Regions from separate parts of the Homo sapiens genome. Here region 1 is linked to region 2. Evidence: chromatin loops called from intact Hi-C (ENCODE). Cell type or tissue: endothelial cell of umbilical vein. All regions are shown on one strand. Links, peaks and the distances in the headings refer to the core of each region. The heading gives the core; the rest is flanking DNA. Region 1 has its middle 25 kb from the start of DLX2-DT. Region 2 overlaps SLC25A12 (solute carrier family 25 member 12).

Evidence for each region. Hi-C counts contacts between places; a loop is a spot of excess contacts. Peaks named below come from ENCODE experiments on the same cell type or tissue, not always from the same donor. Only the 100,000 strongest peaks of a DNase experiment are listed, where the experiment ranks them.
Region 1: a loop joins it to region 2, with 13 times the contacts of the local background. A loop is called at or near these places in 13 of 110 quality-filtered maps.

The regions. Positions count from the first base shown.
Region 1 is chr2:172,125,076-172,130,462 of GRCh38, forward strand. No RefSeq gene overlaps it. Among named protein-coding and RNA genes, the nearest start is that of DLX2-DT, 25 kb to the left of the region's middle. RefSeq lists a silencer at 1,722-1,898. In endothelial cell of umbilical vein, for the core only: a CTCF peak has its summit at 2,368 (motif pointing left); a DNase peak (open chromatin) is centred at 2,376.
Region 2 is chr2:171,808,336-171,813,722 of GRCh38, forward strand. SLC25A12 (solute carrier family 25 member 12) reads right to left here. Exons shown (of 18, transcript NM_003705.5): 11 at 5,004-5,162; 12 at 1,889-1,941; 13 at 1,271-1,351. Among named protein-coding and RNA genes, the nearest start is that of SLC25A12, 83 kb to the right of the region's middle. In endothelial cell of umbilical vein, for the core only: no CTCF peak of the experiment used is centred there; a DNase peak (open chromatin) is centred at 3,016.

The sequences.
Region 1 (5,387 bases), core at 52-5,051, 320 kb after region 2:
TGGATACGCAAATACATACCATTGTGTTCTCATTGCCTATAGTATTCAGTACAGTAACATGCTATACAGGTTTGTAGCCCAGAAGCAATAGGCCCTATTATATAGCCTAGGTGTGTAGCAGACTATACCACCTAGGTTTGTGTAAGTACACTCTATCATGTTTGCACAATGATGAAATCGCCTAATGATGCCTTTCTCAGAATGTATTCTCTTCATTAAGCAACATATGACTGTACTTAATAAATGTAACTCTTATGTGGTCTTTTTTTGGGCCAGGGGAACTGTAAAAACTTACTGAGACAATGAAGGAAGGCATTGTGAACCAAGAAATTTGGGGAACCTCTGGCCTAATCACTGCTTATCTGTATTCCATATATTCGATATGTTGTATTTTAATTATCGTTCACTTTGAAATGTTTAAAATTTTCCTTGTGATTTATTCTTTGACCTATTGTTATTTAGAAGTATGTTATTGGCCAGGTACGGTGGCTCACACCTGTAATCCCAGCACTTTGGGAGGCCGAGGCAGGTGGATCACCTGAGGTCGGGAGTTCGAGACCAGCCTGGACAACATAATGAAACTCTGTCTCTACTAAAAATATAAAAATTAGCTGCGCGTGGTAGCAGGTGCCTGTAATCCCAGCTACTTGGGAAGCTGAGGCAGGAGAATTGCTTGAACCCAGGAGGCGAAGGTTGCAGTGAGCTGAGATGGCACCATTGCATTCCAGCCTGGGCAATAAGAGTGAAACTCCATCTCAAAAAAAAAAAAAAGAAAAGAAAAGAAAATTTCTATGTCTTTGCTATTTTTTTGGATTGTTCTATCAATTACTGAGAAAAAGATATTAAAATCTTCAATGATGTTTATAGATTTGTTAGTTTTTTCATTTAATTCTATCGGTTTTTCTTTATGTATCTTGGAGTTCTGTTTTTAAGTACATACACGTCTTCCTGATGAATTAAATCTTTAATCACTGTGTAATGTCCCACTGTATCTCTGGCATACTCTGTCTTGAAGACTATATGATCATAAGATAGCCAGTCCAGCTTTTTCATGCTTATTGTTTGCAGGGTATATCTTTTTACATCTTTTTCTTTTGATCTATCTGTCTTTATATTGAAAGGTCAAATTAGTGAGGGTCTAATCAACAGACAAAAATGATACAGCAATTTGAAGTGGGAATGCTTAATATAAAGAATTATTAAATAAAACGCGATTGAAATAATGAGAGATTGGCTAGTAGTAAAGAAAACTCTAAAGAATATAGAAATAGCAGATATAAGGAGCAGCCACTGTCCTTAAGGCTGAGATAGGTTGCCCAGAGAAGAATGCCCTTCCTCTCTACTACTACCTCGCATGCCCTTCTTGCCAAGCTGAGAGCTAGACCTTGTTGAAGAGGGTGGCTCATTGAATGGCAGAGAAGCCAATGTGATGCCACATTAACAGAACTTAATGTGGCCAGGCATGGTAGCTCATGCCTGTAATCCCAACACTTTGGGAAGCCAAGGTGGGTGGATCACCTGAGCAGGAGTTCGAGACCAGCCTGGCCAACATGGTGAAAACCCATCTCTACTAAACATAGAAAAGTCAGCTGGGCATGATGGTGGGCACCTGTAATCCAGCTACTTGGGAGGTTAAGGCAGCAGAATCGTTTGAACCTGGGAGGCAGATGTTGCAGTGAGCCAAGATCACGCCACTGCACTCCATCCCGGGCGACAGAGCGAGACTCTGTTTCTAAAGAATAAATAAATAAATAAATGAACAATAAGAAAAACCCCAGAACTTGCTGGAAATCCACCCTCCAAAACTTGCCAGATACTTACTTTCTTTTCCTTTTTTTTTTTTTTTTTTCAGACGGACTCTCGCTCTGTCGCCCAGGCTGGAGTGCCGTGGCTCGATCTCGGCTCACTCCAAGCTCTGCCTCCCAGGTTCACGCCATTCTCCTGTCTCAGCTTCCTGAGTAGCTGGGACTACAGGCGCCCGCCACCACGGCCGGCTAATTTTTTGTATTTTTAGTAGAGACGGGGTTTCACCATGTTAGCCAGGATGGTCTAATCCGCCCGCCTCGGCCTCCCAAAGTGCTGGGGATTACAGGTGTGAGCCACCGCGCCCGGCCCATCCAGACACTTATTTTCTAGGGTACCAATGAAAGTCGTTAATGCGGAGTGAGTTTTGCTAGAGGTTTTTTCTGCTATGAAACTGCCTGAGAGGGTATGCAGAAGTTGCTGCCTTCTGTTTACTTCTGACTACTGTGAACTTCAGGAGCTGGGCACTATAGAAGCTGAAAGTGCCTCAGGTTATCTGCTGAGAGAGCACTACAAAACCAGGAAAGAAAATCCTTTCTTCCTGCAGTGTTTCTCTAGTGCCCTCTACTGACAAAACTTGGTATTTTGCTAGATGGCAAAGGGAAAATATCTAAAGAACCTAGCTCCATTTTTACAGGACCTGCAATGAAAGGTGAATTTGGGGCTGAGAGGCAATAAATTGGTAACTGGCACAAGTATGTCTCTTGTAGAAAGCATATAGTTGGGTCTTGTTTTTTTCATTTAGTTTGATAACCTCTGCCAAATTTTGTCCATTTAGATTTAATATAAATATCAATAGATTTGGACTTATGTCTATTTGTTTTCTGTTTGTTTCATTGGTTTGTTTTTGTTCCTCTGTTTTTCCTTTGCTGTTTTCTCTAGAGTCAGTTGGGTATTTTCTTAAAATTACATTTTTAAAATTTATTTACTTATTTTTGGAGACATTGTCTCACTCTATCACTCAGGCTGGAGTACCTTGGTGTGATAATAGCTCACTGCATCTTCAAACTCCTGGGCTCAAGGAATCCTCTTGTCTCAGCCTTCTGAGTAGCTAGGACTATAGGTGCATGCCACCATGCCTGGCTGGTTTTTTTTTTTTTTTTTTTTTTTTTTTTTTTTTTTGTAGAGATGGAGGTCTTGCTATGTTGCCCTAGCTGGTATGAACTCCTGGACCCAAGAAATCCTCTCACCTTGGCTTTTCAGTGTGTTAGAATTGCAGCTGTGAGCCACTGTGCCTGGTCCCATTTTATTTTTCGATATTGGCTTTTCTGTTATTCTTTGCACCTTTTTTTTTTTGGAGACGGACTCTCGCTCTGTCGCCCAGGCTGGAGTGCAGTGGCGCAATCTCGGCTTACTGCAAGCTCTGCCTCCTGGATTCACGCCATTCTTCTGCCTCAGCCTCCCGAGTAGCTGGGACTACAGGCACCCGCCACCACTCCTGGCTAATTTTTTTGTATTTTTAGTAGAGACGGGGTTTCACTGTGTTAGCCAGGATGGTCTCGATCTCCTGACCTTGTGATCCACCTGCCTCGGCCTCCCAAAGTGCTGGGATTACAGGCTTGAGCCACTGTGCCCGGCCCTATTCTTTGCATTTTTATTTTGAATAGTTGCTCTAGGGATTATAATATATGTCCTTAACTTTTTATAGTCTACCTGGAATTATGATACCAGTTCATATTACATATAAAAATTTTGCAACCATACAGTTTTATTTACCCCCAATCCTTTATGCCAGGGGTTGGCAAACTCTTACTGGTGAGTCAAATCTTGGCTGTATCTGCTTTTATTTTATTGCAACATAACTACACACATTCACTTATGTATTGTTTATGGCTACTTTCATGCCATGTGATGGTATAGTTGAATAGTTGTAACAGAGACCACATGGTTTACAGAGCCTAAAATATTTCCTGTCTTACTATTTACAGAAAAAGTTTGTTGACTCCTGCTTTATGCTATAGTTGTCACATGTATTATGTATGAGAATGCTGTAGCTACCACAATACTTCGTTACAATTTTGCCTTAAATAGTCATATGTATTTAAATAAAGAGAAAGAAAAGAAAAGATAATCTTTTATATTTGCCTACATATTTATTATTTCTGGTGGTCTTTTTTTTTTTTTTTTTTTTGAGATGGACTCTCATTCTGTCATCCAGGTTGAATGAAGTGTGGTGGTGTGATCATAGCTCACTGCAGCCTTGAACTCCTGGGCACAAGTGATCCTCCAAACTCAGCCTCCCAAGTGGTGGGTACCACAGGCATGCACCACCATGTCCAGCTAATTAAAAAAATTTTTTGTAGGATATGTTGTTGCTTTGTTGCCCAGTCTGGTCTTGAACTCCTAGGCTCAAGCGATCCTCCTGCCCTGGCTTCCCAAAGTGCTGGGATTACAGGTGTTAGCAACCATACCTGGCCATCTGGTAGTCTTTATTTCTCCCTGAAGAGCTGAGTTTCCATCTGGTTTCATTTTCTTCCAGCCTAAGCTTTTTCCTTTAGCATTTATTGTAGCATAGGTCTGCTGTGATGCATTCTTTTAGTTGTCATTTATCTGAAAATGGCTTTATTTTGCTTTCATTCTTAAAATATATTTTTACTCAATATAGAATTTTGGGTTGACAGTTTTTTTTAAAAAAAGATTTAAATATTACACCACTGTCTCTGGCTTCCATTGTTTTAGATGAGAAGTTGTCTATTAAAACTATCATTGTTCTCCTGTAGTAATGAGTCATTTTTCCTTGGTTGCTTTAAAGATTCTTCTCTTTATCTTTGGTTTTCAGCAGTGATATACCTAGATGTGGTTTTTATTTCTCCTGCTTGAATTTGCTGAGCTTCTTGAAACTGTAAATTTATGTTGTTCACTAGATTAGGGAAGTTTTTGGCCATCATTCCTGGACAGTTTTTTTTTTAGCTCTCTTTTCTCTTTTTGGTCATTCTGGGGTTCCAATTATATGTAGGGTAGATTGCTTGATATTGTCCTATAGGTCTCTGAGCCTTTTGTTTTCAATCTTTTTGTCTCCCTGTTTTTCAAACTAGGTAATTTCTAGTTTACTGACTCTTTCTTCTGCCATCTCAGTCTGCCCATTCAGTGGGGTTTTTATTTCGTATGTGTACTTTTTATTTATATTTTCTTTTCTTTTTTCTTTTTTTTGAGATGGAGTTTCACTCTTGTTGCTCAGGCTGGAGTGCAATGGCATGATCTCAGCTCACCACAGCCTCTGCCTCCTGAGTTCAAGCAGTTCTCCTGCCTCAGCCTCCTGAGTAGCTGGGATTATAGGCATGCACCACCATGCCCTGCTAATATTTGTATTTTTAGTAGAGATGGAGTTTCTCCATGTTGGTCAGGCTGATCTTGAACCCCTGACCTCAGGTGACCCACTTGCCTCAGCCTCCCAAAGTGCTGGGATTACAGGTATGAGCCACTGTGCCTGGCCCCCCTTTTTTTTTTTGACGGGATCTCACTCTGTCACCCATGCTGGAAGGCAATGGCGTGATCACAGCTGATTGCAGCCTCGATCTCTGGGGCTCAACTGATCCACCCACCTCAGCCTCCCTAGTAGCTGGAACTACCGGCATGTGCTACCA
Region 2 (5,387 bases), core at 207-5,206:
TTTAAAGACAGAAACCTTTGTGCGCTAAGTAAATATCTGAGTCTCTTGGTTCAGAATTTCTGTCAATAGCTGAAATGTAGTTACCGTTATTATTGTTTGCCATACCCTCTGGCCTCTAAAGAAGAAAAATTATTATTAAACAATGGCTTACTCAGTCCTATACCTAAGATATAAGGGCCCAATTAATCAGCCATCTCACACTTGTTTTAAAGTTCCAGTTAACATATATGAATGGTAACTCTATCCACTACTATATTTTCTGTACTCTATTTCTTAAAAGGCATAGGAATTAGAACTTTTAAAAAAGTCTGGAAGGTAATGCTTTAGGAGCATCAAAGAGATAGAGCTGATGAAAATGCCACCTCTTTTTTTGTTATTATACTTTAAGTTTTAGGGTACATGTGCACAATGTGCAGGTTTGATACATAGGTATACATGTGCCATGTTGGTTTGCTGCACCCATCAACTCATCATTTACATTAGGTATTTCTCCTACTGCTATCTCTCCCCCAACCCCCAACCCCCAACCCCATGACAGGCCCCAGTGTGTGATGCTCCCTGCCCTGTGTCCAGGTGTTCTCATTGTTCAATTCCCACCTATGAGTGAGAACATGTGGTGTTTGGTTTTCTGTCCTTGTGACAGTTTGCTGAGAATGATGGTTTGCAGCTTCATCCATGTCCCTGCAAAGGACAGGAACTCATCCTTTTTTATGGCTGCATATTATTCCATGGTGTATATGTGCCAAATTTTCTTAATCCAGTCTGTCACTGATGGGCATTTGGGTTGGTTCCAAGTCTTTGCTATTGTGAATAGTGCCACAATAAACATATGTGTGCATGTGTCTTTATAGTAGAATGATTTATAATCCTTTGGGTATATACTCAGTAATGGGATTGCTGGGTCAAATGGTATTTCTAGTTCTAGATCCTTGAGGAATTGCCACACTGTCTTCCACAATGGTTGAACTAATTCACACTCCCACCAACAGTGTAAAATGGTTCCTATTTCTCCACATCCTCTCCAGCATCTGTTGTTTCCTGACTTTTTAATGATCACCATTCTAACTGGCGGAAAATGCTACCTCTTTTCTACACTCAAAACCCGTTAGCTTTTACAATAAAATTTAAAACTTATTCCATATGATTATTGAGAAAACCTGCTTAGAATCCCTTGAGTTCAAGAGAAATGCCACTAAGATATCTATTATATCTGTGCAAAAAGGTCAACGGAATGTATTTGTCACAAGAAGCGCCTAACAGTAATACTTACACAGCCTCCAGCAAGAACTTCTGCTGGAAGTGGAACAGAGCCATCTCTTCTGGTAAATTTGTCCCGAACAAAATCATTAACCTAATTAGAAAGACAACATCAGTTAACCAAAATTCCCAACCATTTCTCTTCTGGCATACTGTTGCTTTTCCAAGTCAGCAAAATATTTGTCTTATGATAAAATTTAAAATTATCAAATGCTTACATGTAAAATTAAAGTTGTACAAATTCTGCGACAGTGTGCCAGTGTCAGCAGCATCAATTTTAGTTTTGTTTTTGAGACAGGGTCTCACTCTGTTGCTCAGGCTGGAGTGCAGTGGCATGATCATAGCTCACTACAGCCTCAAATTCCTGGACTCAAGCAATCCTCCCACATCAGCCTCCTGGCATAAATCACCACACTTGGCTAATTTTTAATTTTGTTGTTGTTGTTGTTGTTTTGGTAGAGCTGAGTTCTTACTATGCTTATGCTGGTTTAGAACTGGTCTCAAGTGATCCTCCCACCACCCAAAATGCTGAGATTATAGGCATGAGCTACCACGCCTAGCCTTGATTTTAGCTTTTTGGCTTAATGGTAATCTAAACAAATGACATAAATTCAGTTAGAGATAAACTTACAGTCAGTTTAATGGCCTTTTCTGGAGCAACCCCTATAAGTTGTGGTATCAGACCTAGGTAAAGGGACAGAATCATCAGCAATATAGCTGTACCAGACATGAATACACAAGCCCAGCAACAAAGAGTTTCCCCCATATTATTTACCCATCAAACATTGCAGAGTTTTCATTAAAATGGGAAAAAGATTATCCTTAAAACTCTGTATACATATGTAATAATTATTTACAAATGCAGTATAATGTCACGTTTTCTTGAGGCTATAAATCCTCTTCTTAAGCATGCTTACTTTAAAGCCTAGTTATCCAACACTTCCCAAAAAGTCCATGAAGAAGAAACGGAGCCATGCGTCTTCTCTATTCTGGGAACACTGCCAATAACAATGTAACCAAATTCCCTCCCTTATTACAACCAACAACATATAAACATACACAGATACTGTACACTTGGAAAAGCTCTGAAAAGCATGCTGTTAAGCATACCCAGATTTTGCTACCTACATAATGGCATACAGTGGCTTCGTTATTATAGAATACTAACTCCCATAATCTTCTCTTCAGAGAAACACAGCATTCAATATTCATTTATTTAAAAGGAAGCCAAAACTGCAAAGAAAAATGCAGTTTTAAGTATTGTTTAACGAGTATCTCCTATAAGCAAAAACATATGCCTGTTGTATTCTTATTGACTAATATATGTCAAGCTTAAGACATTTTAAAAGAATCCCCTCAAAACAAAGGAAATCATAATCCTTAGAAAGTTAAATTCCCCAGGCTGGTTGTAAACTGGAAAAGAAAAAAATAAACAATTCAACATCTGTTGGGCTCAGCTTTCTAAAGCACACAGCTTATCCAAATTGTTAGCATACTTTTTTGCATACATTTTTTAAAGATGCTAACAATAAACATTTTATATCCTTTAAATCATCCAGCCAAAGGGGAGTTATATATGTGTTTGCCTGCTTGCTGACTGCTGATCTTAAGCCTGCTTTGAGGATACTGCTGAGTTCCATAAGTTGAGAGCCACAAGTAATCATACATATAGGCTACTGTCAGTCAGGCTGAATTATCAATGATACACACAAAGCCTCACACACCTTTCATGCGTAGCAGACTGATTTAAAAGAACAAATCAGCAGATGGCAGTATTAACTTTCTAACCCTCGTGATTATCAGGCTCTATTACTTTTAATCTAACTCCCATACAACCATGTCAGCATGCATATTTGTTTTACAACTCGCCTCAATAAGGCTCATGGAATTTAATAAAGTACTGATTTGTGTCATTTTATCATTGTTGCCTGCGAAGAAATTTAGCTAATCTGTCAACAATTTTGTCAATCATCTGACAGAATAATGGACCAGTTGCAAGCAATATATGACAATCTCAATAATCATAGTGCTCACATACAGGACTCCTACAATCTTCTCCCTAATACAAAAGTCTCTCATTTAAAGAACTGCTTTTATGAGCTTACATCCTGAATAAAACCAACAATCCCCTCCCCTACTTGCTATATTGCATCCATTTAATAAACATGACATCTCTCTCAAATGAAATCTTCTGTAAGCATCTATCCATTGAGAAGGCTAAACTATGCAGTAAATATCTAGGTTCCTTTTAATAGGGGACATTTTCTTTGCAATTTAAAAGTATACCAAAGAGGAGAAAGGTCATTATTCAACAAAGAAATATTGGAGATATCAAGGAAAAAAACAACCTTAATGCCACTCAACCTTGATTCCCCATTAAATAAAATCTGGATATGCAGGGTTTAATCAGTTAAAACAAGCATTCACATGGAAAGGTCTGCATTCTGGATATTGTACGCCTTTCCACAGGGTACATGCTGTACAGGTGGAATTCAAAGAGACTACAGTTCTGAATATTTGAGGAAAACTCATCACATTCATTCTCAAGAGCAGGGTACTTGAGCCTAGTTTGATTTCGGAATAACTCTCTCCTATTATTCTATATATAATGCTAAAAATGAACATCCTTGTGACCCTCTACTTCAATTATGAGTTTATCGGAGTTATATTTTTTGCTTGAATACCTGTATATAATGCTAACCAGCGGTGTTTTTTTCCTCCTGTCCATGAGCATAAAGCTCTGTTCGGGCCCAGTCTTTCTTAGGAAGATTTCTAAGCCAAATAGTTCAACAGAGCTCAGAATAGGCTAGGGATTAATGAGCTTGTATGTGCAAACAAACAAGTACAGTAAATTACATAAATGGCATGGACTTGAGCATGTAGAGAGTATTTTCATAGAATCCCAAGTGGCGCCCAAAGAGATTAAAAAATTAATCTCCCTCCCAAAGGAAACCCTATATTCTAATGTGAAAACACATACATGAAAGTCATTCTCTCTCCAAAGAGACAAGTTCCTACAAAGACAACGGGGGGTGGGGAAAATTCTGCATGGGGCGCAGTGCTGCCTCTGATGCCAACTGCACTGTGCTCAGTCTAGAGTGGCTGCTAACATTCCCTGCGAAAGAAAATCTCTCTGTTTTGACTGTACACCTCTGAGCTAAGTGGGGGAAAGAAGCAAGAATTAGACTTGGAACCAAAGGGTTTTCCTTTTTTTTTTTTTTTTTAAACCTTCAGATGGCTCATTGGAAAAAATTTATAAATGGTCCCTGAAAGAGACAAAAACATTTGATATTTATTTCAGTTGAAATAAATATATGGAGGGTAAACTCATCTTTGAGTGGTAACCTGGATTCTTTTTCACAGGAAAGAGATGTATTTCTCCTCTTTAATTCTTTGAGAAAAGCAGCTCTATATTTCTTAACTATCATCCTTGTATTCCACCTGCAGATATGTGCCTTGGTTTGTAGGAGCATGGTGACATAGACCCATGTTGGGACAAACACATAATTTGGACACCAAGAAATATAAACCACAAGAAGAAGAAATGAAGACCTTATTTGCAGATTAATATTGCTAATCACCAGAAAGAATGCAAAAAGGGAAATGAGCAAAGAGAAAATAAAAAGAGAGAAACAGACCTAGTCTGGCTAGGCATACTACATATTGGCTTCCATAATTAGTGAGTTAAAATCTGCTGCTGGTGAGATCAAATCACTAACTTCAGCAGCTGGGATTTGCTTACTCACCCCTGTAGAGTCCAAAGAAGCCCTCATAACGCAAGACTTTCTTAAAACAGTCAAAGCTGTTTTTGTACATTAGCTCCCCAACAACAGAGCCAGAGCCACGCTGGTTTTGCATTCGGGTCTTCACCAGATCTATAGGATACACTGCAGTGGCTCCCACAGCTACAAACAGAACAATTTTTAGGCTTAAAAAAGAACACAATTAAATGGAGAGTCCATAAGGATGACAAATCTTATCTTAAAGGATGAGAAAATAAAACACAACATGTATTCTCACAAAAGAGAGTTTATTATTTTTCTTTCCCTCACAAACACCTTAGGGATAGCAGGCTATAGCAAGCACTGAAATCCATAAATACAGCTGCTTCAGAAAACAACTGTCAAGAA